3 separate regions of the Homo sapiens genome follow, and all the other regions are linked to region 2. A link is a loop called in an ENCODE intact Hi-C map of the cell type or tissue named here. Cell type or tissue: K562. All regions are shown on one strand. Links, peaks and the distances in the headings refer to the core of each region. The heading gives the core; the rest is flanking DNA. Region 1 overlaps CLYBL-AS3 (CLYBL antisense RNA 3). Region 2 overlaps PCCA (propionyl-CoA carboxylase subunit alpha). Region 3 overlaps CLYBL-AS3 (CLYBL antisense RNA 3).

The links. A loop is a pair of places that touch in the nucleus more often than their neighbours do. Peaks named below come from ENCODE experiments on the same cell type or tissue, not always from the same donor. Only the 100,000 strongest peaks of a DNase experiment are listed, where the experiment ranks them.
Region 1: it touches region 2 in a loop (12-fold over the local background); 83 of 110 quality-filtered maps call a loop at or near these places.
Region 3: it touches region 2 in a loop (10-fold over the local background); 81 of 110 quality-filtered maps call a loop at or near these places.

Annotation. Positions count from the first base shown.
Region 1 is chr13:99,912,650-99,922,823 of GRCh38, forward strand. The region is part of intron 1 of CLYBL-AS3 (CLYBL antisense RNA 3); the gene reads right to left. Among named protein-coding and RNA genes, the nearest start is that of CLYBL-AS3, 39 kb to the right of the region's middle. RefSeq lists enhancers at 720-1,221, 1,222-1,721. In K562, for the core only: a CTCF peak has its summit at 4,042 (motif pointing right); a DNase peak (open chromatin) is centred at 4,052; H3K27me3 peaks cover 1,311 bases.
Region 2 is chr13:100,509,869-100,520,042 of GRCh38, forward strand. PCCA (propionyl-CoA carboxylase subunit alpha) reads left to right here. Exons shown (of 24, transcript NM_000282.4): 22 at 5,559-5,699. Among named protein-coding and RNA genes, the nearest start is that of PCCA-AS1, 34 kb to the left of the region's middle. RefSeq lists enhancers at 1-39, 40-658, 659-1,276, 7,194-7,918, 7,367-7,661 and 1 more and a silencer at 7,367-7,661. In K562, for the core only: a CTCF peak has its summit at 5,150 (motif pointing left); a DNase peak (open chromatin) is centred at 5,173; H3K27me3 peaks cover 345 bases.
Region 3 is chr13:99,894,396-99,904,569 of GRCh38, forward strand. The region is part of intron 1 of CLYBL-AS3 (CLYBL antisense RNA 3); the gene reads right to left. It also overlaps a transcript of CLYBL not described here. Among named protein-coding and RNA genes, the nearest start is that of CLYBL-AS3, 58 kb to the right of the region's middle. RefSeq lists enhancers at 542-1,043, 1,044-1,543, 6,167-6,743, 10,053-10,174. In K562, for the core only: a CTCF peak has its summit at 6,129 (motif pointing right); a DNase peak (open chromatin) is centred at 6,106; H3K27me3 peaks cover 1,476 bases.

The sequences.
Region 1 (10,174 bases), core at 1,786-6,785, 600 kb before region 2:
TAAAAAAAAAAAAAAATACAGGGTCTCACTCTGTCGCCCAGACTGGAGTACGCCACTATGCCTGGCTAATTTTTTGTATTTTTACAGAGACAGGGTCTTGCTATGTTGCTCAGGCTGCTCTGCAACTCCTGGACTCAAGCGTTCCTCCTGCCTTGGCCTCCCAAATTGCTGGGATTGCGGGCGTGAGCCACCATGCGCAGCCCAGTTTTTAATTTTAAAAATATTTGTAGCTGAGCGAGGTGGCATGCACCTGTAGTTCCAGCTACTTTGGAGGCTGAGGCAGGAAGATTGCTTGAGCCCAGGAGTTTGAGTCCAGCCTGGGTAACATAGTAAGAACCCTGTCTTTATAAAAAATTAAATAAAATAAGATAAATATTTTTTCTTCACAAGGACATTATTATTTGAGAGAGGAAAGGAGATAAAGGAAAAAATGAGGCCTAGCAGGAGTTCAAATTCCCCAGGACCCCGGGCCCAGGACACCCTCAGCAGCTCCTTAGAGGGACTCACTTGCCTTCCCCGCAAACCTTCACCCCTTCCCACCAACCTCCAAGCCCCAGCTCTGAGGCTTAGGCTTATGAAAGTCAACTGGGAACTCTGCACAGCATTACTGACAGAGGGGTCCAAGCTATTAGCTTCTTTTTACAGATACAGACTCTAAAACAAAAAAACAAAGAAGATTATTTTTGGCCCAAGAGGCTGTCCAGCAGAACACCAGAGGCTGGCCTCCCATGGCTCAGTTCCCCAGCTTTCAGCTTTCAGTTGGAGCGCGCGCTCTCCAAAAGTCAGCATCAGCCAGGCTCGTGTAAATATTTGTTATTGCCATCTAACCGTTAGAATAGATTGTCCCTGTCTCTCATTTTGTAAATCATTTTGTTGCTCACGTAATGCAAAATAGCTTTGACTTACAAAGACAGACAGGAGTGGGAGAAGGAGAAAGATTTAGTAAAATGATCAGTCCGTAGCGTTGTAGCTCATATTTTGGCAAATAAAATGAAGACAGCACAGACCAATTTCTAAAAGAACAACCCAGTCTGAATACAACGAACCTCACCAAATCCTTTTCTAGAAAACAGCACTAAAGGTTACAGGCAAAGCCCGTGCTAGAGTAGATGCCGCTTCCTCAGAGGGAGCAAGTGCTGGGGAAGGTGGCTTGTGGCCGGGTGCGTGGGCACTCAAAGCCCAGAAGTTCAAAGGCATCGCCCAGCTGGCGGGCACCTCAGCAAATGGGGGGAATCATACCCCCCCCGCCACCCCACGGAGGGTGCAGGATGTCCTTCTGCAGCGTGTTTTCCCTAAAAGTCAACGCCGGACATTCATAGTCACTAGCCTAAGCTGGTTTCACCTGTAGGGAAAATACCAAGGAGGGAATCAGCAAGTGCCTGGTGGAGGTGCTGGCCCGACCCCCTGTGTACTGCCTTGCCTGCAAAATTATTATGCCTGCTTCTGTTTCAGTTGCATGAAGATTAAATAAAATAATTTACAGATCCATGAATTAGCTATCTTTGAAAATTATTCTGCTGGCTTTCTTTCCTCACTCTAACCTTCTTTTACATCTCCTAGTCTTGCAGAGTTTCCACAACTATAATCTGAACCTATGTTTCCTACGTGGTCATACAGTTTTTTAAAACAAAATCGGTTTTCCCATTTTCTCTTCTTACTTACCATCCATATACATACCCTCTAGTCAAAAACCAATAACAAAATCAATTGCAATATTCCATTCATTCATTCATTCAATAACTATACTTTGAATTTACTGGGAGCTAAGTGCTAGACCATTATCCCCCTTTCACTCAAGAGTTCTGTCAGCCTGGGGATTACATCAGAAATCCCAGTTTTGGCCGGGCACAGTGGCTCATGCCTGTAATTTCAGCAGACTTTGCAAGGCCAAGGCGGGCAGATCGCTTGAGGTAAGGAGTTTGAGACCAGCCTGGCCAACATGGTGAAACCCCACCTCTACTAAAAAAACAAAAGTTAGCTGGGCATGGTGGGCACCTGTAATCCCAGCTACTTGGGAGGGTGAGGCAGGAGAATCGCTTGAACCTGGGAGGCGGAGGTTTCAGTGAGCCGAGATCTCGCCACTGCACTCCAGCCTGGGCAACAGAGCGAGACTCTGTCAAAAAAAAAAAAAAAAAAAAAGGAAGTAAGAAAAGAAATCCCAGCTTTACTGGCTTTGGGTTTTTTGGTTTTGTGTGTGTGTGTGTGGTTGTTCTTGTTTTAAGGCAGGGTCTCCCTCTATTGCCCAGGATGGAGTGCAGTGGCACAATCAGAGTGGCCTCCAACACCTGGGCTTAAGTGATCCTCCCTCCTCAGCCTCCCGAGTAGCTGGGACTACAGAAACATGCCAACACTCATGGCTCTTTACTGGCTTTTGAACTAGGATTTGAAAAACCCAAGATAATCTACAAAAGAAACTTGCTGCTGAAGGTGCTTCCTTTTCCCAGCTTCACTCCCGTCCTGTGCCTCCCCACAGCCTCCTTCCAGGAAACCAGGGTAACCAGGTCCCCTCCCCAGCCCCACAGGGCTCAGGCACCCAAAGGATTTCCTCCCATGGCTCCATGGTCTCCACTAACCCTGACCAAAGATGGAGCGCTCTGCCTCCCTGTGTCTCTGCCCAAATTTGCCCACCTTTTTACTCCTAGCTGCCATCAGTTTCTATGAATAGTCATCAATTTTTTGTTTCTTTTCCCTTTTTTTTTTTTTTTTTTTTGAGACAGAGTTTCTCTCTTGACCCCTAGGCTGGAGTACAATGGTGCAATCTTGGCTCCCTGCAACCTCTGCCTTCCGAGTTCAAGCGATTCTCCCGCCACAGGCTCCCAAGTAGCTGGGATTACAGGCGTGCACCACCACGCCCAGCTAATTTTTGTATTTTTAGTAGAGATGGGGTTTCACCATGTTGGCCAGGCTGGTCTCAAACTCCTGACCTCAGGTGATCTGCCTGCCTTGGCGTCCCAAAGTGCTGGGATTACAGGTGTGAGCCACCATGCCCAGCCAATGGTCTTTCTGTAAGAAAAATTATCAACAATTTCCACAGACTTGCCATAGTTTGTGGCAAGAAAATGTAATGCCTGCTCTCGTGTAGGGCATCAAAAGTCAATGACAGGATAGGCACATCAGAAGATGATACAAGATGTAATAACAGGCTGGCTGGGCTCACCACACCCTGCTCCCCCGGGTGCCTGGCAAACATGGCAAAGCCCAGACACGGGCCCAGAGGGGAGGAGCCGGGTGCCCCAGGCTAGGCCATGAGAAGTACATTTGAGGTTATTGGTGGGTTTCCCTAAGGAGAATGAAAATCCTGGTCTCCATCCTAGACACAGGTGGGTCCTCAGGCAGTAGCTGCCATTCTGAGGGTGGAGGGCTGGACTCAGTTCCCTGTGGGGGAAGAAATTCCCCCTCTCCATCATGCTCTCTGGGGCTGCCCTCCTGGCATGATGTTCTTGAGAGAGCTCCAAAGGGCCACAGTCTAAAATGGCCACTGCTACCAGGTGTGAAGACCCCTGCAGTGGACAACCAGCGAATTCCCCTTCACCATCCCTGTACTTTTAATAATGTCATAACTGCCAAGAGTTTCCCCCAAGGACAAGGGCTATTTCCCTCCCACTCCCAGTCCCAGGGACATTCTCCTATTCAGCCAAACCTGAAGGATGGGACTATGGGTGGCCATCACCCAGCTCATTTCCCCAGCGGTTCCCTGCAGAGAATGGCCAGGTCCCACCCCCCCGATGAGCCTACTTCTCCATCACAAATCACAGAGGCCCCAGACTCATCAGGCAAATAGCCCTGGAGGTGTCACTTTCCTCCTCAGACAGGAAGAGTAGTTGGAATCCTGTCACTCACCCAAGAGAAGAAGGTCCAACGGGCAGAGGACACCAAGCTCATTCCCTTCCTCCCTCTTCATCCCCCAACCTCTCCATCTTTATCTTTCTCCCGATGGGGAGCACCTTCTACCTTCCTTCTACATCTCATCGCCTTCCTAAGTTCTAGTTCTTTCTTTTGGGTTGGCAGACACCAGAGGGCAACATAATCTCACCTACTTGCCAGTTCTCCCATTTCACCAGTAGAGGGAAGAGTTTGAGAGAACCTACATCCACCAGGAGTATGTGGAAATTATTTTGAAATATGGAATTAGCCAGAGCAATAGAATAGCTCTCTCAAAGGCATCCCGTGCCAAAGCATTCTGTTCCCGTTGGTAAATAATCTGTTATAAAACTGGTTAAATGCATATTAACTCACCAGAGCAAGACACTGGCAAAATTTCCCCCCAGGCTGTATTTTGCAAAGAAAGCACTTTCACATGATGTCAGACCTGAGATTCAACTAACACAAGTCACATATTTTCTAAGGTAGTACTGACGCTCCATCCCTCGCCCACCATTTAGTCTTTTGAGATCTGGTTATTATTTTGGTTCACAAATAGTTGGTAAGGCGTTGAGCCCTGACTGTCTCGTTGTTTTCGATACATGTCATTTCAGCAATACGGGTGCTTCCAGGGGGCATATGGGCAAGTGAAGATGAGTGGCTTAGAACTGATTATGCACTGGGTGGCAGAGTCCTTGAGACAATAGGTACCCAGGCAGCCACTGTCAATCTTGGAAGTCCGTGCAAGAGCACACCTCACCACACGCTCCCCATTCCGCCATGCATACCGAGAAAACTAGAGAAGGGTCCCTCCCGGGGAAAAATGTTTGGAAGGAGGGATACAGAAATAAAACTTGTGCCATTGACTATTTACCAAATTATTATCCTGACCAAGTTAACATCAGGACCTTTAAAAAGTAGCCAACACGGAGCCGAGCGATCTGCTCAACCATTGCAATGTGCTCGATTGTTTGGATCTAATGACCTGACCTGGATATTTTCTGCTTGGTATCCCTAGCATTTGAACCACTTCCAAAGCCAGAGGTTTATGGAGCCTTTGAATGCCCTAAGAGTCTGTGATTCTCTCCTTCTTTAGATGGACTTTTTAAATCCTAGTTGCTGAATTTATTCAAGTGAATTGGCCTTCATTTCTTCATCAACACCCTTTCTTTAATAATCTCCAACCAAGGTTCTTATCATAAGATCCAAAATTAGATGAGCATTTTGGCCAGGCATAGTGGCTCATATCTGTAATCCCAGCACTTTGGGAGGCTGAAGCGGGCAGGTCACTTAAGGCCAGGGGTTCAAGACCAGCCTGGTCAACATGGTGAAACTCCATCTCTACTAAAAATATAAAAATTAGCCAGGCATGATGGCATTGCAGGTGTGTACCTGCAATCCTAGCTACTCGGGAGGCTGAGGCATGAGAATCACTTGAACCTGGGAGGTGGAGGTTGCAGTGAGCCAAGATTACACCACTGCACTCCAGCCTGAGTGACAGAGTGAGACTCTGTCTCAAAATAAAAATAAATTAAAGAAGTAGATGAGCATTTTCATAAATCCCTTGAAACAGTGAGCACAATTGTATGTGTGTGTCACATTTGTGGGCTTTCTGGGGAGAAGGCCCATAACTTCCATCAGATTCTCAAAGGGCTCCACGACCCTGGCTTTTCACTATGTATTTCTGACGTTGACTAGACCAGAACTTCCCAGTCAGTGTGCAGGATGGGTTACAGGTGTGTGCCTGAGCTGCTGATCCCTACAGCCCTTGGGTCAGGAATGGCAGGGACTTCCAAGCTGGTCATCTCTTGCCAAGAGCCGCCCAGTTGCCATCAAATATTATTTTCTCTGTGTGCCCCACTACAGTAAACTCCTCACTTCTAACCCCTCTGGCATCTTCGTTCTCTGTGTCTCTTCCTCATCTCCACGGCCTTCATCATCCAGCGGGAAGCTTGGCATCGGCCTGGCTCCCTCTAGTGTAATCTGCACTTGGTATACTTTGTCAAGAAAGGGCAGGGGTGTGGTGGTCTCCCCTTCCTAGAAGCACCGCTACCCTCATCTTGGGGATCTGCCTCACCTGCCATATAGTGGTACAAGAGACCAGCTCATTTCATCGCCTAAATTACCCCTCTCACTCTAATCCCACATATCTGCCCGTTTTCTGTGGTAGCTATCCTTTGCCTATGTGTCTAGAAGAATCTCTATGCCAGTTCCCTACTTGGCTCCCAGCTTTGTTACAAATATTCCTCAGTGCACATTTATGCAGAGGCTTTTTCCAACTAAGACACTTAAATCTTACGCAGAATCCACGTAGAGCCAAATTCAAACACAAATATGACAAACCAGCTGGACATGGTGGCTCAAGCCTGTAATCTCAGCACTTTGGGAGGCAGAGGTGGGCAGATCACCTGAGGTCAGGAGTTCAAGACCAGCCTGGCCAACATGGCAAAACTCTGTCTCTACTAAAAATACAAAAATTAGCCATGCATGGTGGTGGTGCCTGAAATCCCAGCTACTTGGGAGGCTGAGTCAGGAGAATCACTTGAACCTGGGAGGTGGAGGTTGCAGTGAGCCAACATTGTGCCACTGCACTCCAGCCTGGGCGACAGAGCGAGACTCCGTCTCAAAAACAAACAAACAAAAACCAAATATGACAAACGGGGCAGGCAAATTCCCATGACTTCCTGACTAATAGAGCACCCCCAAAATACTGTCACCTTCCAGACCCTGCCCAACCTCCAAACACACAGAGTCCTCATGTTCCGTGACCAAACAGGCCACCCAGGGTTAGTCTGATCACCAGATGCTCAGGTTACAGCATTCTGCTCTCAGCAATTCCATAATTCTGGCAAGCTAAAAAGCATGTCACTCATTTAGAATTAATTTATGATTCAGATATGTATATGAATGACTTCAACAAAATGTTGGCAACTGTCTCCTGCACTTCAACTGTCCATATCAAAGGCTCAATCACTGAATTCTTCAGTATTCTTCTAACCCACATCACAATTTTGTGAGAAAAAACTGTCTTTCTTCATTTTTCCAGTAAACCAAGCTGATAGCCCAAAATGTCAAAGTCAGGTTTCTAAATAGCATCAAAACTTTCTTCCTTCCTTCCTGTCTGAACAACCTGATCCTAGACACAGCCCTGACCCCTCACTTTCTAGTCAATACTTCCTTTCAAAAATATCTCACTTCCAAGAGAACGAGGTTGCTGCTCAGCCATGAGGAACTATAAGCGCATGTTTCTTTTTCTTTTTTTTTTTTTTTTTGAGACAGAGTCTCGCTCTGTCTGTCGCCCAGGCTGGAGTACAGTGGTGCGATCTCGGCTCACTGCAACCTCTGCCTACCAGGTTCAAGCGATTCTCCTGCTTCAGCCTCCTGAGTAGATGGGACTACAGGTGTGCACCACCACGCCTGGCTAATTTTTTGTATTTTTAGTAGAGATGGGATTTCACCATGTTGGCCAGGCTGGTCTCGAACTCCTGACCTCGTGATCCACCTGCCTTAGCCTCCCAAAGTGCTGGGATTACAGGCGTGAGCCACCATGCCCAGCCTAAATGCATGGTTCTTAAATGTGTAAGTATAGTGTTACTAGACAGAAGGCCATGTGAAATAAGAAATGTGAGGTTGAGAAGGATGAGAAGAGAGCCCCAAGGTTTGCGAATTTCACTTTGCTACCCAGGAAAAATTACAAGCCCACAAAGACGTTTTATCTTAAAACCTACCACTAGTAACTCTAAAATAGCATTAATTTTTCTTAGAATATTTCCAACTGTCGTTAGAAAGGTCTTCCATCTGGGCGCTCCTTGAAAGCATGGCTCCTTGAAAGCAATGTCCGCGTTACGGGGCATTGGAGAATATTTAGACCAAGATGAGCGACTTCCTTCCTAATGAAACTGACAACCAGACTGAGTTCAGGATCACTTTACTCAAAGGATATAATCTCGGTAAATCCTTTAAGAAAGCAGTCATATCACGTTTTTATGTATTTTTGAAGTAGGAGGAAATGTTTGAATAAATACCTGAAAATCACTCATGTTGAAACCTATTTTTAAGCTAATATCTGGAGTTACAAAAAACGATATGATAGGATCCCCCAAATTTTAAAAATATAAAATGTTAAATTTTCTTTTCAGAACAACAAAATAATGTGTGGATTTACAAGTCGCAAATTTTTTAAAATCATTTTTTGTTGTTTTTTTTGTTTTGTTTCGTTTTTTTTGAGACGGAGTCTCGCTCTGTAGCCCGGGCTGGAGTGCAGTGGTGCCATCTCGGCTCACTGCAGGCTCCGCCTCCTGGGTTCATGCCATTCTCCTGCCTCAGCCTCCCAAGTAGCTGGGACTACAGGCGCCCGCCACCGTGCCCGGCTAATTTTTTTTTTTTTTTGGTATTTTTTTTTAGTAGAGATGGGGTTTCACCGTGTTAGCCAGGATGGCCTCGATCTCCTTGACCTCATGATCCGCCCACCTCGGCCTCCCAAAGTGCTGGGATTACAGGCGTGAGCCACCACGCCCGGCTTTAACCTTGTTTTTCTTTTTTTTTATTATTATACTTTAAGTTTTAGGGTACATGTGCACAACGTGCAGGTTAGTTACATATGTATACATGTGCCATGTTGGTGTGCTGCACCCAGTAACTCGTCATTTAACATTAGGTGTACCTCCAAATGCTATCCCTCCCCCCTCCCCCCTCCCCCCAATCTTGTTTTTCAAATATTTGCCAAGTTGAAAGAAGATGAAAGGCTGAGCTCCTGTCTGCAGCCATTATAATAGCATATTTTACTATTATTATTCCTAACCTTAAGCATGTACCAACTTTCAAGGGAGAGAGGAAAACGTTTGGGGAAAAAAAAAAAAAAATATATATATATATATATATACACACACACACACATATATATACACACATATATATATACACATATATATATATACAGTAGAGATTTGCAGGATGAAAATAAACACTTCTATAACCACACCTCGAAACCAATGTCTTATTCGAGTCATATATAATAAATATCATACTGTTTTCACTTGATTTGGATATCCAGACCCCAATTTTTCAAGGACCTGAAAAATTATGTATTAATAATACTAACAGTTAACAATATTCCTTATTTTGTCAATGGAAACCATTCGCATTGAGATGCTGGTGATGTTTGTTTTCATTTCCTATAATTTTAATGGCAAAAGTTTGTCCACAGTGTTAAGTTTCCTTCTCCTTTGGTATCTTTCGTTTACTTGAGTTTAAAAGTTTTACTTTTTACTCATGAGTTTTGTTGTTGTTGTTGTTTGTTTGTTTGCTTGTTTTTGAGATGGAGTTTCCCTTTGTCGCCCAGGCTGGAGTGCAGTGGTGCAATCTCGGCTCACTGCAACCTCCACCTCTCGGGTTCAAGCCATTCTCCTGACTCAGCCTCCTGAGGAGCTGTGATTACAGGTGCCCGCCACCACGCCTGGCTAATTTTGTATTTTCAGTAGAGACAGAGTTTCACCATGTTGGCCAGGCTGGTCTTGAACTCCTGAGCTCAGGTGATCCACCCACCTCGGCCTCCCAAAGTGTTGGGATTACAGGCATGAGCCACTGCACCTGGCCTGTTTGGCCATCTCTAAGTAAATAAGAAGTGTTTCCTACTTGACACTAACCTAAAACATTTTCCAACACTGGATTTTCCAAGCTTCATAACCATCAATTTGCAAATAAATCCCCCAACAATCCCATGAGGAAAAAGCCACAGGGACACATGGAAAATGACAGATATGGCGGGAGACTCGGCAGAACGGAGGTCTGCAGGAACCCCTGCTGATGGCTCTTCATTAGCCAACAGATTTTCCTCTTCAAACATAAATGCAGCGCAGGAAAACGAAGTTGAGAAATAATTGTGTATTGAATGGTATGGTGGGTTCCTAGACTCTGGCAGGACCCGAACCCCAGTGATGTCATGTTGTTCCTTGGTTGAGTAAGCTGCGTGTCACCTCCTCTTTGAAGCCTTCCCTGACCACCCTCCCCAGCCACTGCTTTGTGCTCCCACTGGACCCCGTGCAGCCTTCGCTTACAGAACCCGTGAACTGTCCGCACTCATTGGCTTCTATATTTGAATCCCTGGCTATAGAGCAAACACCTTGAGAGTGGCAGTGAGCGTCTCTGTCACTCCCCATCCACTGCCACTCCTGGTCGTCCTTGTAGAGAATGTTGAATGAACAGAAGCTTGGGTTCTCCAGAATCCTTGTTTTGCTCTCTAAATCCCATTTAGCACATTTAGCCTCGAGCTACTTGCCATTTCCAACAAGGATGAATCAAGCCTTTGGATTTT
Region 2 (10,174 bases), core at 2,465-7,464:
AGAACAACTTCAAGCCTTGGGAAAGAATTTGTTTTTGCCCTGTGGATGGGTCAGAAACATCTGCTTCAGGTATAGTTTACAAGCGTTATTTATTAACCCATGAGCCGAAAACCCAGATGAGGAGCTCTGACTATTGAAAACTACACATTCCATGTTTTTATAAATGTATATTAAGATGAATTCCACATACCTATTATTTGGATTTCTGGCAGCCGGAACTTCTACAAGGAATTTGTGTTTTTAAAAAGGAATGTAAAATTAATTTTTCTTGTATCAGAGTTTTGCTGTATATGAAGAAATCCTGCTCATGGGCAGAAAGCAAAGGTTTCAAAGGAACCTCATCTCCATATGGTTTTACTCGATAATCCTTTATCCACCATCTTCAGCTCTCATTCCTTTGCTTTCTCGCCTGTGGCTACATTTCTATCTCTGCATCAATTAGCACAGTGATTTATACAACAAGCAAGCAGTTTAGAGGTAATGGTACACAATTAACATCTCATTCCACCATAAAGGGTATGCTAAATACCCCAGTCATTGCTTTCTCTGCCTGGAATTGAAATAAGTGTTTGTCCTAATTCATATGCTATCTGATGTGAAGTGGGCCTGCTTTGTACCGCACTACACCATTAATCTAATTATAGATAGCTGCAAATGAAGTGCTGTCTGAGCTGGGAGATTGAAGAAAATAGCCTTTTGTCATTTAGCATGACTCTGTGAAGCAAGATCACACTTTACAGGGCAATACTACAAAATGGAAATCTCAATAATATTGCTGCCTGTTGCATCTTTTCTAATTACAACAATATTGTAAACACAACTGGGCGCTGATATAAATAGAGCTGTAGATATGCTGTCATGTGGGTTGTAGGAGAAAGTCCTCCGAGTGCTGTTGGATTAAATGATGCATCCTGATTGACAGCTACCTTGAGACTGCACTGATGGAGTTGTCACAGCATTATGCTAACAGGCTGCTCCAGCGACTGCAGCTGTAGGAGGCTGTGGTTCGCCCTGCGCCTTAGCTGCTGCCTGTCCATGTCCGCTCCTTTGCCTGGGCTGCACCTCCAAAGGAAGGACGGCCGTAGGCTTCAATTCTGTGTATTGTCACTGTTGTGTCTTGGAGATTTGTGGTGGTGGTGGTGTAGCTCAGATATCAGGCGATTGGGCCCTGTGCAGAAGTAGAGGGAAATTATTTTGTATGGCTCCTAACCTTGCTCTGCTTTTCCTCAAGTGATAATTGTGTACCCTACAAAGAATTTAGGAGAGTAGAACGTGGTTGAATTTCAAGTCTCATTCCACTGAACTGTTTTAACTCATATCTAGTTTTTCTCTGCTTTTCAGCCACGCCAGTGTTTTTAAAGATGCATCATTTTTGCATTTCGCGCTTTCCATCACTTTAAAAACACTGACACTGTTTCTCCAGCTCTGAGTTAGGACAGTAGACCTTTAGGGGAATATTTGAGTGTTGCTCTCACTGCCACGCTGCGGAAATGAAGACAGAGCTTAATGTTGGAGACCTTTGGGGCCAGAAGGTGTAAAACCTTGACTAGGAAGAGAGCCTAATCTTTGAAGAAGTGTCTGCCTCCTTACTTAGTGAGGGGTGCATGGACAGTATTTGGCCAGTGCTTCAAGATAGCTGATGCACAGTGATTTACAGTCAAAGATAGCACCTGCCCTTGAGTTGGTATTGACTGAGATGGCCAACAGTTGAGGACATGAAAGAACATTAACAGTCAGTCAACTGTACGTGTCCTAATTGTTACTGGAAGAATGACTTATAAATGGAAACTGGAAGTGAGCCCACTTGAAGAGGAACGGAGGTTGACAGTGGCACTGGAGGCTTTGAAATCACAGCTGAAAACTGTACAGCAAACTGCAAGCGCTCACCTCGGGAGCAGCCGCAGACCTCGGGATCATTGCAACATTTAGCGCATGGGGTCTGCAGAATTACATTACTGCTACTTCTACAGGCTGTGGAAAAAAGTGGGTGGATTTAATGCTGTAAGGAGGTGCATGTACTGTACAAATACAGAAGCCTCCAGGGTGGTATTCTGTGTATCCGTGAAAGTGGAGTGTGTCTCAAAGTGGGTCATTCTTTGCTGTCTTTGGGGTGCTGATTTCTGGGGTGCAGGCATACATGCCCAGTTGCAGGATGCTTTTCTTAATGAGGTCCAGTGATAACATCCCTCTCTCACCCAGACTGTGACTAGCCGCCGCCTCCTGCTGCAGCAACCACTCTCAGCCCCCAGGCTTTCAATAGGTCCACGGAAGAGCTGCGTGTCAGTTTTAAAAACAATCCCACTGGTGTTTCTTGTCATTGTCCTGCTCTTGTGGCCTTCCTCCTGACCCTTTCATGTCAGCTGTGATTCCTTTTCTTTCTTTCTTTTAATCTTTTGGGAGAAATTTTCTTGTTAGACATGATTTCACACTGTAGAGGCCATAAAATTAATTTGCTTAGAGACCCGGGTTCGGGTCACCTTTCCGTCATTCAGTCCTTAGATAACACCTCATTCCCTCCCATTACTGTCGTGTGTGGGTTGAGGAGTCCCACCAGGCCAAGCCAGAGAGCAACTGTTCTGTTCTCACTTACGTGGTGAGCTGTTTTTCAAGAACATTTTTTTTCATTTGGCTGTGTGGTCTGGAGAACACCTTCCTAAGCCAGCGGAGTGAAGTTCCACGCACTGACCAGCCCCGAGCTCACTGGAGCGAGTCATCTTCCGGCTCCATGGCAGCCCAGCCCCACCCACAGGCAGCTGCCTGTCACCCACGCTGGCATGTTCCCTCATCCTACCCAGGCAGCGGGAAAACCTGGCTGCTTCTGGGATCCTACTACTCTGTCCTGTCCACAAGCCTTCAGAGTCTTGGATTCCTACCCTCAAACATCAACTTTGTGATTTATCTTCTTGAAAACAACCACAAAAACTTAAAATCAAAACTCTCTAAGGGAGTTTCGCACAACCCTTGAGGAATAGTTAAATGCCCACGGTGAAACCGAGCTTGTACCCCACGGTCCAGGTAGGGGCACATTCCTGAAGTCTCACAAAGCATTGGCTCTCTGTGCCCCCAAAGAATCCAGAGATGCTAGTAAATAGCAGTTTTGATCAGAAGCTTGGAAGGCCCTGGTGTACATTCTTAAATGACTTCTTTTCTGGGGCATCAAAAAGCTTTTACGGTTCTCACCAGGCAGTTCATTCTGATGGGCCCCTACGCTGCACCCTGCTTGGGCCCCATCCCGGCACGCGCCCCGTGCAGCACAGCACAGGCCAGCTGAGAGGCTGTTTTAAGAAGGCGTGTTTGTGTGGTACACTCACGGGCTCAGGACAACATCAAAGGTAATCTTAAAAAGAGAATCTCTCTCTGTCTTCTCTTTTTATATTCAGAAAGGTCATTTCTAAACCAACTATTTGCACCAAGGCCTCTCTGGAGGAGTTTACCCCGTTGTTATTTTTTACTTGCTATTACAATAAGTCACTTATCCCCCAAACAGATTTAAGAACAATAAACAAATACAAAAGGAAAAGGAACATCTCATCAGTAACAAAGACTGCATCTAAAGGCATTGAGTTTGTGATTCTTTTACATCTCTTTCCAAGCAAAGCAGGAGTCCTACAGAGAAAGGAATCTGAAAGATGAAAATTATAAAAATAGTAAAAGGATCCAGTGTTCGTCAGAATCTTGTAATTTCTGGGGAGAAATGAAGCTAAATACAGTCTTAGCGCTTCGTTCATATGCAGGCTGATCTGTGATATAACTAAACTTAGTTTTTGGAGTATATCCACTGTGGGGAAATGTGGTAAATCATATTCTCAGCGAATGAAGATACTTTTCCTGAATTTAGGCTTCATATTTTGAAGTCGAATTCTGCAAAACAAGAAAAAAATAGATCTGTGTGCTACACTGAAAACTGAACAAGGCACGTCGTAAGTCAGTCACACAGAAGGCGCAGCTCAGGGCGATACCAACTAGAAAAGTAACTTTTTTGTTGACTCTGATGCCTCTAGTGATGTTGGATTTTTTCCCCCATTGCAGACAGCACAGATAGGAAAACTGTGCAATTTGGTCCAATTATAGTCCTCTCTGTCCCTCCACACCTTCCCCCATTGATTTAATGAAGGACTTGGAGGTACAATTCACTGATAAATAGTCCCTCTGCCCAGAATGTTTATTAGACTGACAGCAGCGTGCACTCTCCTCGCTTTTTCCCTCACCACTTATGACTCAGATGAATTTTAATAGGAGCAAAAAGCTTTTATTTGCACTGTAATTTCACTTAAGGAACATATCCTTCAGAAACTGGCAGACGCTTCTATGTCTTGATTGCAAAACACACACTCAGGAGTAAAGAAACATGCAAAAGATGTTATTATTCAACCTGTCACAGTGTCGCAAATCCACTTGGAACTTAGGCCATCAAAGCTCTGCCCCCACCCTTTTCAGTAGGCCCTGTGAAGAGGCACTTAGAGATTCCCGCCGTCCCCATGCAGAATTAAAGGGGGAATTATATTTTGTTTTTGCATCCCTGCCATCATGATGCCCACAGGAGGCTTTGAGTTACAGCAGGTTTTTTGAATGAAATGGAGCTGTCTCACTGCTGCTTCTTTCTTACCCAAGAGAAATCAGACCTGGTAGGGATCCAGAACCTTCGGGTGGTGGTTCCAATTTCACCAAGAGACACTTCCTCAAACCATTTTATCTTTTTTCTGTTTGGATAGACCAAATTGTGGCTCATAGATTTATTCACGGAGAGGATAGGAATTCTCTTTTTTGAAATGTTCTGCTTCACTGAACTGCCCTAAATATGCCCGATTGTTTGAGAGCCACCTACAGAAGGTGCCATGAATATACTTGTCTGTGCGTATTTTCCATCAGTGTTTATAACATCTTGATGTTATTGTCTCTCAGTGCAGAAGGCTTTCTCATTATCTTGCATCTTTTCCTAACCATCTTGTTACATCAGAAAGACTACATAGTGCCTTTAAGAAAAGCCAACGTTTTCAGTCATGAATATAACATTTTCTGTCACTGAAAAAATGGAATTTTAAATACTATTTTGCCCAAAATGAACACTGAACCCCATTGTCTTAACTTACTGATACGTAGTGCAGCCGCTCTTGGAGGGCTGTGGGAAGCTGCAACAGCCATCTGCTGCCATCTACTGGCGCCTGTCCACATGTCACCTCCTCCATCCCCTGGGTCTGCCCAGCTCATGGGATTTTCCTTGATAGGGATAAGTTTGTAGGTGGTGAAGGGAATACAAGTAAAATTCTCAGTTTTCTTTATAACGTTTTGAGATGTTTTTCTTAAAGATACAGGATGATACTTATCAATGATTAATTTTAATAACTGGAATAGCCCTTATTTCAAGAACTTTCTGAAATAGCTCAATATATGACAGAAACAAATATATTTTGATGTGTGCAGCAATTGAGAACCATTTGAATTTAAGGCTCTTACTGTAATTTGAATTTAAAAGCTAAAAATTGATTTAGAATGAATGCTACTTTTGAGGAAAATTTCATTTAAACTCATTTATGGTTTGGTTTTGTTTTTCCCTTAAGTACAAGGTGAATATCTTAACCAGACTTGCCGCAGAATTGAACAAATTTATGCTGGAAAAAGTGACTGAGGACACAAGCAGTGTTCTGCGTTCCCCGATGCCCGGAGTGGTGGTGGCCGTCTCTGTCAAGCCTGGAGACGCGGTAAGGGCTGTGTGTGTCTCTCTGCAGGACATGCTGGTCTCCAACTTCCCCTTCCAAAGCGACGGCTAACGGCACAGCACGATTCGGCTCTTTGCAGTTCTTACTTAACCGACGCCCCCTAAACAGCAAAATCGATTGCGTGTGTTGTCGACCTGTTTCACGTTTGCATTACGTTGGTGCCAGGACCCTCAGCGCTTCCCCTCCCAAATGATCTGGGAGTGGAGCAGAAAGAAGGCCAGATGCATTCCATCATTTTGCAAATGCAGTGTTTTGGGAAGTACTTTCCTTAAAAGTGCTGCTTACTCTCTAGTATGCTGTGCTCAAAGCATCCATTGAAGTCATGCCAGGGAATAATACTCCGATGAGGAACTTTTTGCATGATTCCTGGAACAAATGTCTAATTGGGAAGAAGAGTTGAGGAAAGGTTAATTCTGCAATCTGTACAGTACCAGAGCACTTCCATTACTTGGTAAATAAAATGTAGCATCACAGTTTGAAGTTTTTCATCTTGATCTTGTGACATTAAAGCACAAATCAAAGCTATATTATTTCCTCGAGATAACTTACATGGATGAATTGATAGGATGCACACATTTTCTTAGAACATGGATAGAAATCTCTACTGATGAGCAGCAAAAGTGAAAAGAAAACAATTTAGGAGGCAACCAGATTTCCAGGTACACTTAAATACTTGCATTTTTATTCATGTGCAGGAAAATAGCATCCGGACATGACTGTCTCTCATGGATGAGGTGGTGATTCCGTTTTGTATCTCAGGTCACTGGGACTTACATTTTAGTGCCTCCTGATTTCTCAATAGTACAGATAAAATATCTGCTTAACATTGAGGAAAAAATCAGGTAGTTGGCATTGGCTTCTAGAAAAGTATTTGCAATAAATGTGAATATTAAGAAAACATGATCAGTTTTAGTTGTTTGAATGACCAGCCCTGAAACTAATATGCGAAGTTAGAAAACCGACTTAACAGCTGCTTTACCTGGTGATACAGAAATAGAACTGTCCACTTTTTCAGAAAGGCATAAAAGAGGCTACGTGGCTGTGAATTGTTGTTTGCTGTGAAAGCATTGATACTCCTGGAAGAAAGCCCTCTTTAAGACTGTCTAATGCCCACGTGTTAAGGATTTGGGAGAGGCCATAAGAAAAATTACGTGTGTGTGTGTGTGTGTGTGTGTAATGTGTGTAAAATTCAGGGGAGGACATCTTCCTTCTCCAGAGTTAGGGTCGTAAGAGGATAGTCTCGTGGCCTTGACATTAAGAATCGTTCACTTGCACGTGACATTATCAGAGCTGTCAGTGGAATCTTCTAGTGACTAGATATGTAGGTTCGTAAACAATATAAGGGTTTTGTTTTGTTTTTTTCATTTTTCTTAAGTTTTTTTTCTGGAAGGCATCTATCTAGTCTGTATACTGCCAGCCTGAGCTTTCCACTCCTAATTGTGTGGCTTTAATTATAAAATCGTGTGTGTGTGTGTGTGTGTGTGTGTGTGTGTGTGTGTGTGTGTTTCAAGTAAGTGTTTTCCTTAAATCCTTTTCTAACACCTGAATCCAAACCGGAGTGGAGGGAGGGCGGGCAGGGATGAGGGAGACCACTCCTGCCTCAAGCCTGGAGGGCAAGAGGGTGAGACTGCAGCCCTGGCCCCTCACACGGCCCTCAAGGAGGTTGCTCAGAGGCAGTAAACGGGGCGCTCCCAAGGCCAGATCAGCGCAGCCTTCTGGTTTCTTTAACAGCTGCTGGCTCCTGATCTGACTTTCCCACATACCGAAAGGGTTTGGCCTTTGTACGTTCCATTTCCTGGTTAATAATTGAATGTAGAAAAGCAAGGCATTTCGTAAATGGGAACAATGTGATATCAGTCCTTGGTTCATTGATGTAGCTCAGATATTAAAAACACCCACCAATAATTAAATGTGTGTACTCATTAAGAATGGTTTGAGAACTGTTAAAAATATGTTACGGCAGAGCAACGGGGCCTATATTTTATGCATTCCTTTAAATTCAGAGTACCTGGGGGGCACGCGTAGTGAACAGGCTCAGGACCTCGGGATCTGTCAGCTCCCTCCTAAGTTCTGTTTGCGGGGGCTGCTCAGGTGGGGCGTATACTTGCTTTTATTTGTCTTTTTTGGTACTTGCAGAACTTCCTTTCATATTCTGTGCCATTGTGTTTTGATGAAACAGCCTTTTCTCTTGAATTACTGCTTGTGAAAAATGTCCCAAACCACTAATACCGAAACCCAATGCAGCCTGAGAAGTTTCATCGTCGGCTCTTAGCGCAACTTCTATAGTTAAATTCTGCTTAGTGTAATTAAAACACAAGAAGCTTCCTTGGACCAGAGGCACGTCACTTACTTGAGGCCATTGTGAGGAAACACTACCTGTCACGTTGAAATTTTGCGGTTTTAAGTGATTTTAACACCGCGGGGCGTGTTGTGTTTTCCTCCGCACTAACAATAGCCGGGCGAGGTTCCCCTTTTATGGGTGGGAAGATAATGGAGTCAGTCTCCTTGGTGTATTTTCAAGGAAAATAAGGACCCTAAAACAACTAAGGGCCTTACAAGTATTCTGTTTTTCTTTGAAATGTTACTTTTTATCGTTTAAATTCCAGTAATCTATCATGTTTCTGTTTAGCTTAGCTGAAGTAAAACTTGACCAATCGTAGAATGGTGGGCCTGGCAATAAGTTCTAAAAAAAGTGTCACATAAATCGTAATGAACAAATCTGTTTTGTGAAGTAAACAATTTGAACACAGTTTAAAAACCTCAGGAAGAAGAGATGTGGGGTGGCCGTTGAGAAGTAGTGAATCCGCTCGGGGCGCTTGGTGTGGCAGGGCCTTGTGCACTGATTCATTTGAAACACTCAGCCTGCCCTAAACACAGAAGCTGTGTTTTATTTGAAGGGCTTCTGTAGGGTTCACACAGCAAAAGTTCCTAATAACTTTTTCAGTGTCTGTTATATACTATTTAACATTAAATGTGGCAGGTCACATTTTAAATGATTGTGTAATAGTTTTTCCGAACACGTGGAGAGAGGATGTTAATACACAGTAAAATGCAGGTAAGCAAACAAATCAATAAGAAAGTACAGTGGATTATTAAGGTCCAGAATCAGTAATATAATTTAGGAAACAACTGATAGAATAAATTTTAGTGCCTTTTTATATGCCTTCTGAAAATGTTTCTGCAGTAACTCATTTCAGTTTGAAAACTCGTTTTCTTAGACTCGTAACACTATTGTAAACTGGGAGCACTTCTGTAATCAAAGTTAGCATGACTCAGCTGTTTCAAACTTCTACCTTTATGATACTCTTGAACAGAAATGTTAGAAATATATATATTTTCAGAATAACGGTAGAATACATTTTTCCACATGTCAAATTAGACTTATAGCTGCTGAATTTATTGCATAATTTTCACTTTGACTTTGAAGTCAAATAAAGTCATGATGAGCACATTCGCTTTGTTAGCCTTTTGATATCAGAAACAAAACCACCCCATAAGATAGTCACCCAAGGAGGCATTTTAATATTGCATTTAGTTAAGATTCTTTCAAGTAATGTTCGTATTCTGCAGTCATCACAGATTTGCATCAGAAATACTCATTTAATACACCAAACAAATGAGAAACAAACCATAAGCTGCTATATACTCATCTGCATTTCTTTCTTTCTTAACAATTAGTGAAACCAGGTGAAAGAATAGATTGAAATTAAGTACCTGTTGCTGCTTTTTCTTGCGAATTAGCCCATTCGATATTAGACTTCGGGATATTTTGGTGGGGCTAAGATGAAAAGATCCACCTCGTGATGGAATTGACCTTCAGCAGGGGACAGTGAGGTGTCTGCGGTTGTTCCTCTTGTGAACAACGCCTTAAAGGCGAGAAACAGCCTACTGTACAGTGTGCCAGGGAAAGCATCACATCGGTGGGCGTCGGTGGCAACACCACTTACACTTCACCCTGATTTTGTTTCCTCCTTGCACGTGCTCCTTTGACAGGGCAGGCTCCCAAGCAGGTGTGCAGTCAGGGCCACAAGACACAGGCACCCCATCCCATCTCAGAGTCTGACGTCCCCTCCTCCCCTTTGTCTCTAAGCCTCATGTAACTGAGCTTATAGCCGACCATACAGAACTGGCAAACTTGGTGAGATACCTTTATTTTTTATTTCTTAAACAAGATTTTAAAATTTCATAAGCTCTCACGTATCCTAACGAGAAGGCAGGGCTGGGCCCTCCCGACGGGTGTTTGCCTGGCATCGCGCTTGTGTGCCTCATGCAGCCCAGGCTCGCTCACTGCATCTTTCCCTGGCAGAGGGGCTAGCCTGGCTGCTTCATAGACTTTCCAGTTTCTGGATACCTTGATTTACAATCACAAAATAATTGCAGTAATTAAATTTATATGTTTTATAGCAATAGTTATTCAAGCAGTTTATTTGACAAGATGCCAGTTTTCACCCAAACCT
Region 3 (10,174 bases), core at 3,034-8,033, 610 kb before region 2:
GTTTTGTGTAGCTCATCACAAGCCGCTTAGCCATATCACCCCCGTTATTAATTCTTGGGGTCTAAATTATGGGTAACACTATTAAAACATTATCAGAACTAATGAGAAACAATTACTTAGAAAATGAGCCGGGACAAGACTGAGTTGGGAACATCAGTGGTGATCACTGTAGATTAGTTTAATAAATCATCAGGTGCAAGGCAAGACTGACTGTATGTATGCAAAGCCCCGTCACGGGAAAATGAAATTGAGATTTTTTTTTTTTGCATAATTTTTTCATTAATCTCAATAGGACCCGTGTGGTGTAGATTGCTTTATTCCCCTAATACCTTGCCTGAGGCGGGGGGGGGGGGGGGTGCCCAATAATGTCTTCATTGTTTTACTGAGGTCTTAATGACAATCTGTGACAACCTCATTTTAATGTATAGAGGATTATATCAATACAGTCATGTTTTATTGAAATGGTGAAGGGAACTCCAGTCAGAGTCAGGCAGTGTCTGTGAGCACAAGTTAGGAAGTTTCTCGGCATCCGGGAGCGTTCCCGTCTGATGTCCCAGTGTTAGTCCTCCCGGCCGCCCTCCCCTCCTCTCCTCCAGGGACGGCTGGGAAAACAGTCCTGCGGGATGAAGACTTCACCGCCTCCGATTTGAATTTGAAAGTAACTCCTTCCGTGGCATATTTCGCTGGGCAGATAGAACAAACCATGTCGTTTTCCCCCGTCTCTAAAATAGACATATTATTATCATTCACACTTTTGCACCCGGTCGTTTTGCGGGAGTTCGGGAAACTGACTTTCTTCATTGGGGACATTGTAATTTTCTGATGATGCCACGAGGAGAAAAAAAATACGGGTTTGTTTTAATTGGAAGGACCTTCCGCTTTTATGATTTCGGTTTACCTTGGAAAACTGAATCTTCTGTGTTTTATTTCTTTCCTCTAGTACTAGAAAAGCAATGAATTAATTGCACAAAACAGGTTCTGAGACGGCCCGCAGGCCCCGAGCTCGTGGACGCGGCCGAGGGTCGGGTGTGACCCGCGGAGCCGCTGCCAGGCTTCCCAGCTCGTCTTCGCGGGGAGGCGGGAGGCAGGACCAGACCCCAGCATTTCAGCGTGAAAGTCTTCGCCTTTCTTTCCGCGCTGTCTTTCCCGCGGGCGGAGCGGCGTACCTGAGCGCGGTCCCCACGGAGGATCAGTGACTTTCCCAGACCCCGCGGGCGAGCCCGCGCTTGGGACCCGGCAGCTCTGCGCGGGCTGGTTTTGGAGGGGGTGGTGTTCGTTTGTTTAAATTCCAGTTGTTATTTGGCAGCATATCGCCTTCCGAGTCAGTAAGAATTGCCCACGACGTAAAGAGCGACTTGCAGGAAGGGGCCGAAGCCGTCGTTAGCGCCCGGGCGGCGGCGGCCACTCGAACCCCGTTTCCGCCAAGCGCGCTGCAACCTGCGGGGCGAGTTCGTTTTGTTTTGCCAAAATCATTTGGGGACTTCTTTGTCATTCATGCCCTTCCTTTTAAATGATTTTTATTTTTTTCCACTGTAAGTGACCGGCTGGGTTTGACTTTTGCTTCTTCCGACGGAAGGGCACCGCGAGCCGGGGTGGGCGGCCCCGCGGGCAGGAGGAGCGCGGGGTACACGCGGTGGCCGCAGACGCCGAGCCCTGCGGAGCCCCGAGGCCTCGTCGCCCGCGCCCCCGGTGCGCGCGGAGCCGGGGCCGAGGCCGGGCCAGGAGGAGTGTGGCGGCCCAGGAGGCCTGGACTGTGGGCCCTGCTCGCCCGCCCGCCGCGGGCCGCCCGGAGCCCGCGCGCCTGTCGCGCAGCCCGGCTGTAATGGTGGCAGATCAAAGGCGGCCCCGTGTCCCCGCGGAGCCCGGGACAATCCCGCGCCTTTGTGCGCTGTTGCTAGGAGCCCGAGAAACTAAGAGAAAGTGTCAGGAGCATGTTAATCAGACTCGTTACACTGTAACAATAACGTCTCTCTCGGGTCTCCCAGGCCCCAGTACCCCCGCGCACCCTGCGCGCAGGCCGGACACCTGCGCAGGGCCCTTGCGCCCGCCCTGGGGTCCCGCCGGCCCTGGGGTCCCTGCAGCCCCGAATCCGCACCCGAGCCACGCGGAACGACTAGCCCCGAGGGGCCCCGCAGGCTCCCGGTGCAGCTCCCTGGTCGTGGTCTCCTTGACCGAAGCCCCGGCCTCACACCGCCTGGCCGCGAGCCCGAGGGACGCAGGGACGATCCCGGTCCCCTGCTTTTCAGTCCTCCAGTCGAATCGCCCACTTTGTTCAATCACAGTATTCGAATCAAGAGGAAAATGAACATTCCCTTTATGGTAGCTTTTTGGTTATGAGTTTTGGCAAAACTGTTAAATCAACTTTGCCGATTTCCCTTGGGAATCCCTGGAGGCCACTCTAAGTGGTAATCCCAAGTTTAAGAAGGAAATGGGGAAATTTTGCTGAGAGTAAAGATGTCGCCGAACTTTTTGAAGGGATTTGCTTCATTCATTCATTTAGTCATTCAACAGACACCTGTTGAACCCGACTGGGTGCCAGAGGGGCCAGTCACAGGACTTATTCCAGATGAACTTTTCTTTTGAAATTAGAATGCCCTTGTGGAAGCCAAAGGAGGAGCAGAGGCCTAAAATAATGTCAAGTGTCAAAGCAAAAAGAAGTGCCATTGGCTACTACAGTGTGTGATGATAACAAGAGAGGTGCGAATTAGGAATTAAAAACGTTTGAAAAACTACAGGCCATATGCTTTGAAACCAGCCACTTTTTCCATCTTTCATCTCCCTCTCCCCTCCGGTTTTGGTGGGCAGGAGCTATGCCAGGCTGCAGTCCTCAACCCGTCAGAGGCCTGCCTGAGGTCTGAGGAGTGAGGCCAGGCCTTCTGTTTGTACACAGCCTTTCAAACGTGCAGAGAGACACACTCCATCCTGGCCCCATTCCCCCTTTGCTCATACGCAGGGAACTGGAAACCTGTCCTCAAGATTAGGGCTGAATTTGGCCAAGTTAAGGTGCTTTTCTCCCATACAAGCTCTTGTTCGAGAACAAACCCATTCTGGAAGGTATAGAAGGGGGCCAGACTTCCAGAGTCAAGCTACCCGCACCTAAGTCACAGGACAAAGCTGGCTGTCACCAGGATGGGTGTAAGACAGCCTCTCAACTCACCTGTGCCTACCATTGACTGAGGAGGAATCCCAAAACTGTGTGAGACTCCTCTGTCGGTGAAACTTTCTCTCTTTCACCGTTGCATGCAACATGTAAACATATAGAAAACTGGGTCGGGTGCAGTGACTTACGCCTGTAATCCCAGCACTTTGGGAGGCTGAGGTGGGCAGATCACTTAAGGTCAGGAGTTCAAGACCAGCCTGGCCAACATGGTGAAACCCCGTCTCTACTAAAAATACAAAAAATTAGCTGGGTGTGGTGGCGCATGCTTGTAATCCCAGCTACCCGAAAGGCTGAGGCAGGAGAATCGCTTGACCCGGGAGGCAGAGGTTGCCCAAGATCCTGCCACTGCACTCCAGCCTGGGCAACAAGGGCGAAATGCCGTCTCAAAAAAAAGAAAGAAAGAAAGAAAGAAAACTGGGCAGGTTCCCTGGGGATTGGAGCCCCAGGCCTGGAAGGAACTTTAGAGATTCCTTTCATTACATAAATAAAGGAGTTGATACGCTGAAAACTCCATCTTACAAAAAACAAGAGAGGCCGAACACTGGCTATGTGATGATGATAAAATAGCTGGCTAAAGGGGAGAGATTCAGTGACAAGAAACTGGATTTCTTTGGTTTACATAACGCCAAATAGCTGGTTTGGCTGGGTTCTGTTTTGTTTTTAAACACAGAATCAAATTTCCTTCATAATCAGACACACTAATAGAATCAAGAGAAAAATGAACATTCCATTTTAGAGAGCTTTGTGGTAGAGAGTTTCTTCCAAAGACTCCATACTCTAGGCATCTGGCTTAATGTTAAAAAGGGGCAGGGGGATGGTCTTTTGAGTTCTGTGAAAGGAAGAACGTAAAAACCAACATGAACTTCTGGCTTCGATTTTCTGGGAGAACTGTGCTGGCTAATAACCCAAACCCCCAAATGAGGACAAGGGCACATCCATTTTTCCCCATCTAATTTCCAGGGCCTGGAATTCGTGCGGTGGCTCTCGGGAGCTTCTCCCAGGCTGGCAGAAGGGAGCTCCAGCTACTGCCTGCCCCCGCCCCTGTGTACCCACATCAGTGACAGCATGGCTCTCTCAAGAGGCCCTGGCCACTGTCCACACTGATCTTTTCCGAAGCCTTTGCACAAGCTGTAACCCTCCCTCTCTATGACACCCAACAAACGCCAAAGCATTCTTTAAGACACAGCTTGAAAGCCACTCCTGAGAGATCCTCCCAGCTCCCCTAGAGACAACTTGCTGCTCTTCCCTTAGTCCTTCTGTTGCACGGATTGGACTTTCATTATAGTGGTTGTTTAGATGTGTGTGTCCCCAAAAAATAGTGTGGATGCCTTGAATATTGAACATTGTCACACATCTCTGATCCCTCTCCTGCTCTCGCCTCTCATCCCCAGCATGAGCTTGTGGAAAATGTATTCATTAAAATCAGGACCTGAGTCTCCCTCCTCCACTTAGGTTCTGATGCTGGCTCTACCACTAATGGGTTAGGTTACGTGCAGACAGAAGAAGAAGCCATTTATTCTCTCTGAACATCAGTCTCTTCAGCTACCCAAATAAAAACACCTAACTCCAAGAGTTCCTATGAGGATGTGGTAGTCAGAGAGATGCGCCACTTCCAGGATCCCCACTTGCCGGGCTGGGGAGATGCAGTCAGCAGACAGCTCCCCACCCCGCTGCCTTGCCCAAGACCCTTCCAGGGCCCCCCACCATTTTGGCCAGAGGTGGGACACACATGCCAGAGTTTCCAGTGGGGTTAGCCAAGACTTTGTTGGGTCTGCTTGGCCATTCAACTTCTCCTTCACACTAATCCTGAATTCTCCTTCCTTTCCTGGATGTTGTTCCCTGGCATCTTGCACCGTAGACTCTGTCTGAGCATCTGCTTCTAGAGCTCCTAACCTGTGGCAGAGGATTAAATGAACTACTGTATTCAAAAGCACCTGGCATATGGTGGTTGTCAGGGTTGGGGGTGGGGCAATGGGGAGTTACTGTTTAATGGGTACTGAGTTTCATTTTTGCAAGATGAAAAAAGTTCTGGAGAAGAGGAGGGCTATGGTGGCACAACGATACGAATGTACTTAATGCCACAGTGCTTAAAATTGTAAATCTTGTTTCTTATATTTTACCATAATTTTTTAAAATAATTTTTTTAAAAGAATGAATGTAAAATAAAGAGGAAAAACTAATAAATAAATACAGTATTTTTAAAGCACCTAGCATCATGCTTGGCACGTAGTAGGCATTCAGTAAAGATCAAGTGACTTCCACCCAGGGGCCAAACCTGCGCACAGTAGAGTTTGGGAATCCCACTGCGCAGAGCTGGTTGGAATATGCATTTCTACGCAGCGAACCCCATTTTCTCCTTTATTTTTATTTTTATTTATTTATTTTTTTTGAGACAGGGTCTCACTCCTTCACCCATGCTGGAGTGTAGTGGTGAGATATTGGCTCACTGCAACCTCTGCCTCCTGGGTTCAAGCAATTCTCCTGCCTCAGCCTCCTAAGTAGCTGGGATTACAGGGGCACACCACAACAACCTGCTAATTTTTGTATTTTTAGTAGAGATGGGGTTTCACCATGTTGGCCAGGCTGGACTCGAGCTCCTAACCTCAGGTGATCCACCCGCCTCGGCCTCCCAAAGTGCTGGGATTACACACATGAGCCACCTGGCCTGGCCTTCATATTTACTTTCATTACTAGATGAAGTATATGCTCTCACAGGAAAACGTGTTCAAATTCTGGGACATACCAGAAAGGGCGGCACACTCCCACAGCCACGTGCATTTTGGGGAGCTGCATTGCTCTTTTGTTGTTGTCGTTGTTATTAACAGTCTCCTAGCTCCACTGCTGGCCTATGGAAGTTTCTCTCGGTGCTGGAGATGTTCTGACTGTAAACTCTTATCTGATCATTTTGTCCCGTCCCCTGATCTTGCAGACCCTTAAGGGCTGGAGGATTATGCAGTACCAACTCCTGGCTGAAGGGGGCACCATCCACATAGAAAAAATGCAATGCTAGGGGCACCTTCTGGAGTTGTGCAACTATTGGACCTGCTAGGGGACTTGCTCAAGGTCACACTGCTGGCAAAACCAAGACTACCACTAAACTCTCCAAATTCTCTCCACTAAACCACACAGCTTCCTCCTCCCTCGAGCTCCTCAGATTCGTGCTTCCACATCAGGTTCCCCAGTTCATCAGTGCTGCAGGGTGAGCAAGCTCCAAATGTGTGTTTTGAAACAATGAGAAAAATAACAAAGCCTCCTTTTCAGCAACTGCCTCCCTCAGAGACAGTGCCTGACCCCAGCAAAGATACTCGAATTCATCACAATTCAAACAACCAGTCATCAAAAACACAGCCAGGAAGCTCTGCCACCAGGCCAGTGCCACCTCGCAATACACCTTGATGTCCCCCGGCCCCTGTAGGTCCCTGAGCACCTGCCTCCCAGACTCAACATGCCCCTGCACATTTTGCAGGATTTTCTGCTGGGGGCTGGTCTGAATGGCTGGAAAATGTCTTGGGTTGTCTGAGGGAAGAAGGCCCGGGGCAGGCATGATGTGGATGCCAGCGCCAAGGACAGAGGCTGCAGCGCCATGCTGAGCTGGCTCCCTCGACACCACCTCTTGGCCGCGGGCCTCACTCCCAAGCTCCATCCCCCATGGGCACCGTTCTTTGCATCATCTCTCCTTCCATCTAGTCCTGCTAGATTCTTCCTTCTGCCTTGTAATTTTACCTTCTCTTCCTTCCTCCCCTTACAATTCCAAAAGCAAAAATAACAAATGTAGGAAAGAAAACAACAACACGGGCAAACTATGTTTTTCTAATTCTGTGTGTGTTTTGGAGGTAAATCGAATGTCTTAGGCCATGAGCTGCTTGCAGGACATTCCGCAATCCTTCCTCGACTGTGGGCTTGGCACAGGACATTTACGGTGTCCATTTTACCAGAGAGACCCCGAGAGAGACCCCGAGTGCACAGACAGATAATACTGTACTTTGGGAATCAAAGTAGAAATGTCAGTGAGGCTGCTTAATTAGTTAGTAAATTAAATTTTGCTGCCAAAGTTGCTATTTCTTTGTTTTTGGTTTTTTGGATTTTTTTGTTTTTTTTTTTTGTTTGTTTGTTTGTTTGTTTGAGATGGAGTCTTGCTCTGTCACCCAGGCTGGAGTCCAGTGGCGCAATTTCAGCTCACTGCAACCTCCACCTCCCGGGTTTAAGTGATTCTCCTGCCTCAGCCTCCACAGTACCTCGGATTACAAGCACACGCCACCATGCCTGGCTAATTTTTGTATTTTTAGTAGAGACGGGGTTTCATCATGTTGGCCAGGCTGGTCTCGAATTCCTGACCTCAAGTGATCCACCCACCTTGGCCTCCCAAAGTCAAAGCTGCTATTCCCAATATCCTGCCTTTGATCATGCTGTCTTAATGCAAAGCCAACATTCAGCTTTTATGTAAGTCATAAGGAAGATGATGATCTGCAAATTGGTGATTGAAACTCATTTGAGAGCCTAGAGTGATGCTTAGAAATGAGAAAGTTTAACTTCACATCAAGTTTACATGTACATACAAACTCATAAAGTGTACCTTTTATAACAGTATAAACTCATAAAATGTAATTTCTATCCTATTCTTAACCTTATTCCTTTTGGGGGAGATATTACCAGAAAGGTAACAACAAATGATTAGTATAAAAACAGATATTTTCAAATTATGAGAAACATTCCATTTTAGGTTATAAGAATGTGACCCAAGATGATAATTTTCATAATTTTGCCTCATAAAAGCGTTTTTAAAATATGATCAGTCTTTGTGTCATATAAGGAATTTTAAATTGTCAAATATATGAGAATACTTAAGGTAAATGTTTTCAAAATAAATAGCCAATGAATGGGCTATGAATTTGCATGCACACTGCCTATGAAAATCAGCATATTTTAAACTGGTTTGTTCAGAGGGCGCCACTGGCCTTTTTTCTCTTCCTTCTCAAAGGGCATATGTGTTAGATTAGTGCTCAGAAAAGAGAACATGTTTTCATAGCCTCCAGTGTAGCGTTTATAAAAATTGTGATGATTTTAGGACTGCACCTTCATTTTTTGAATTTTCAAAACTTGTCCCTTTTTACTTTTATTTTCTTTCAACAAAACGAAGACCTAAGAACCCCTTTAAGAAATGTTATCCATTCCCACAGAGTCCCAGTTTGTTGACCTTCAGGCCACAGAGTAAAACCTTCCTTTTAAGTGAAGCATTCCCCATTGGGAAGCACTCCAGCTTTTTCTTTTTATGAGGAACTTTAACTGCTGGACTTAATTTAATTATTGTATTTTGTACATACTCCCAGAAGCCCCAGGGCATGAGCTTTACTTTTTTCAAAACTTTCAAATAAATATCTTTTAGGATCGCACATTTCTGATGGCAGTGTTCCGTCTTTGACTTGTATTTCTAATCCAAATACTGAACTTGGATCTTTCTATTTCCTGTGACCTATCAATGGACGGGTTTCAACCATAGCATCACTTTGCCACAGACCGTCTTCATGAGCAGACATAGGCATGCAGTCATTTGAGTTCTTAGTGCAGGAGCCTCGATTTCATAACAAGAAAATAAAAACCATCTCCAAAGTTGAACTACATTTTAAAACCTGGCTAGTTCTGGAGACATGGTCTTCAATAAGGAGGGTTGCTAGGCAGACATTGCCATGAAATCAGGAGCCTGCTGGCCCCATGGCCGCAGTCTGCCACCATCTGTCTTTAAAGTTCCTTGAAGGTGCTCCCCCAGCACTGGCTACTCCTCCCCCATCCCAGCAGAGGCTCATTGCAAACACACTGGCACACACACACGCACGCACACTGACACACACATACACTCACACACTCGCACACGCACACACACATGCACACAGGGAATTGTCATCCTTAGCAAATAGCAAAAAGTCAGTATCTCTATTTCTTATCTCTCTCTATCCGTAAACATTTCTTTTTGATCCTTTCGATTTCCATGATTTCCACCTGGAAATTAAAAACTTTGACATCTTGACTCTTAAAGGTGAAAAATAAATTTGTTTTGGATAACTGGCTTAAAACTCACTTAGGAATATAAAAATGTGAAGCAAACACAACTTTTCTAAATTCGTAAGATCTGCCCAAAATACTCCGTGAGGTTCGCGTCCCGTATGAAGCAAGTTTAATTTGTGGACTTCCATGAAATCTGAATTTAGGAAGAAGATGTTTTTAAGTAGCATTATCTGCAAAATGAATCTGATTTCCTTACTTACTTTTGTTTAAAAATTTAAATTACAGTCTGAGCAGCAAAGCAAGACCCCATCTCTACAAAATAAAATTAAATTTAAGAAAATTAGGCTGGCATGGTGGCACACATCTGTGGTCCCAGCTACTCAGGAGGCTGATGCGGGAGGAGCACTTGAGCCCAAGAGTTCAAGGCTGCAGTGAGCTGTGATCGTGCCACTGCACTCCAGCCTGGATGACAGAGTGAGACCCCTCTCTTAAAAAAAAAAACAAAAACAAAAAAACCCCACACCTTTTTAATTATAAAAAGCACAGCATTTTGTTGCCAAAGAAGGACTTAGAGGTCACCTAAGCCAATGGACTGGATCTTGGCTGATATTAGAATTATTTCTTGGGCTTTTAGTAAATACTAATATCTGGGCCCCACCCCAAACTAATTCAATCAGACTCTAGTCTAACCCCTCATTTTGCAGATTAAAAAGAGAAACAGCCAGACAGAACTCCCAGACCTCGAAAGGCGAAATGTGGCCCCTTCCATTTGCAGTCAAAGGGACAACATTGTAACATGATTTGGGAATTCCTGGCTATGCTAAACTTTAAAAAGCAAAGTTCAAACCAGTTTCCATAATTATGTTTGGGTCTCATGAATTGATTTGATAAGGAAGAGTTGATTGATTCCTCACACATGACCTAATTTCTAATTTTATACACATTCACATCCCTGAATGATTGCAGAAGAGGCTGAAATAGCCATCATGTTGAAATGTCTCATGCTATAATTTT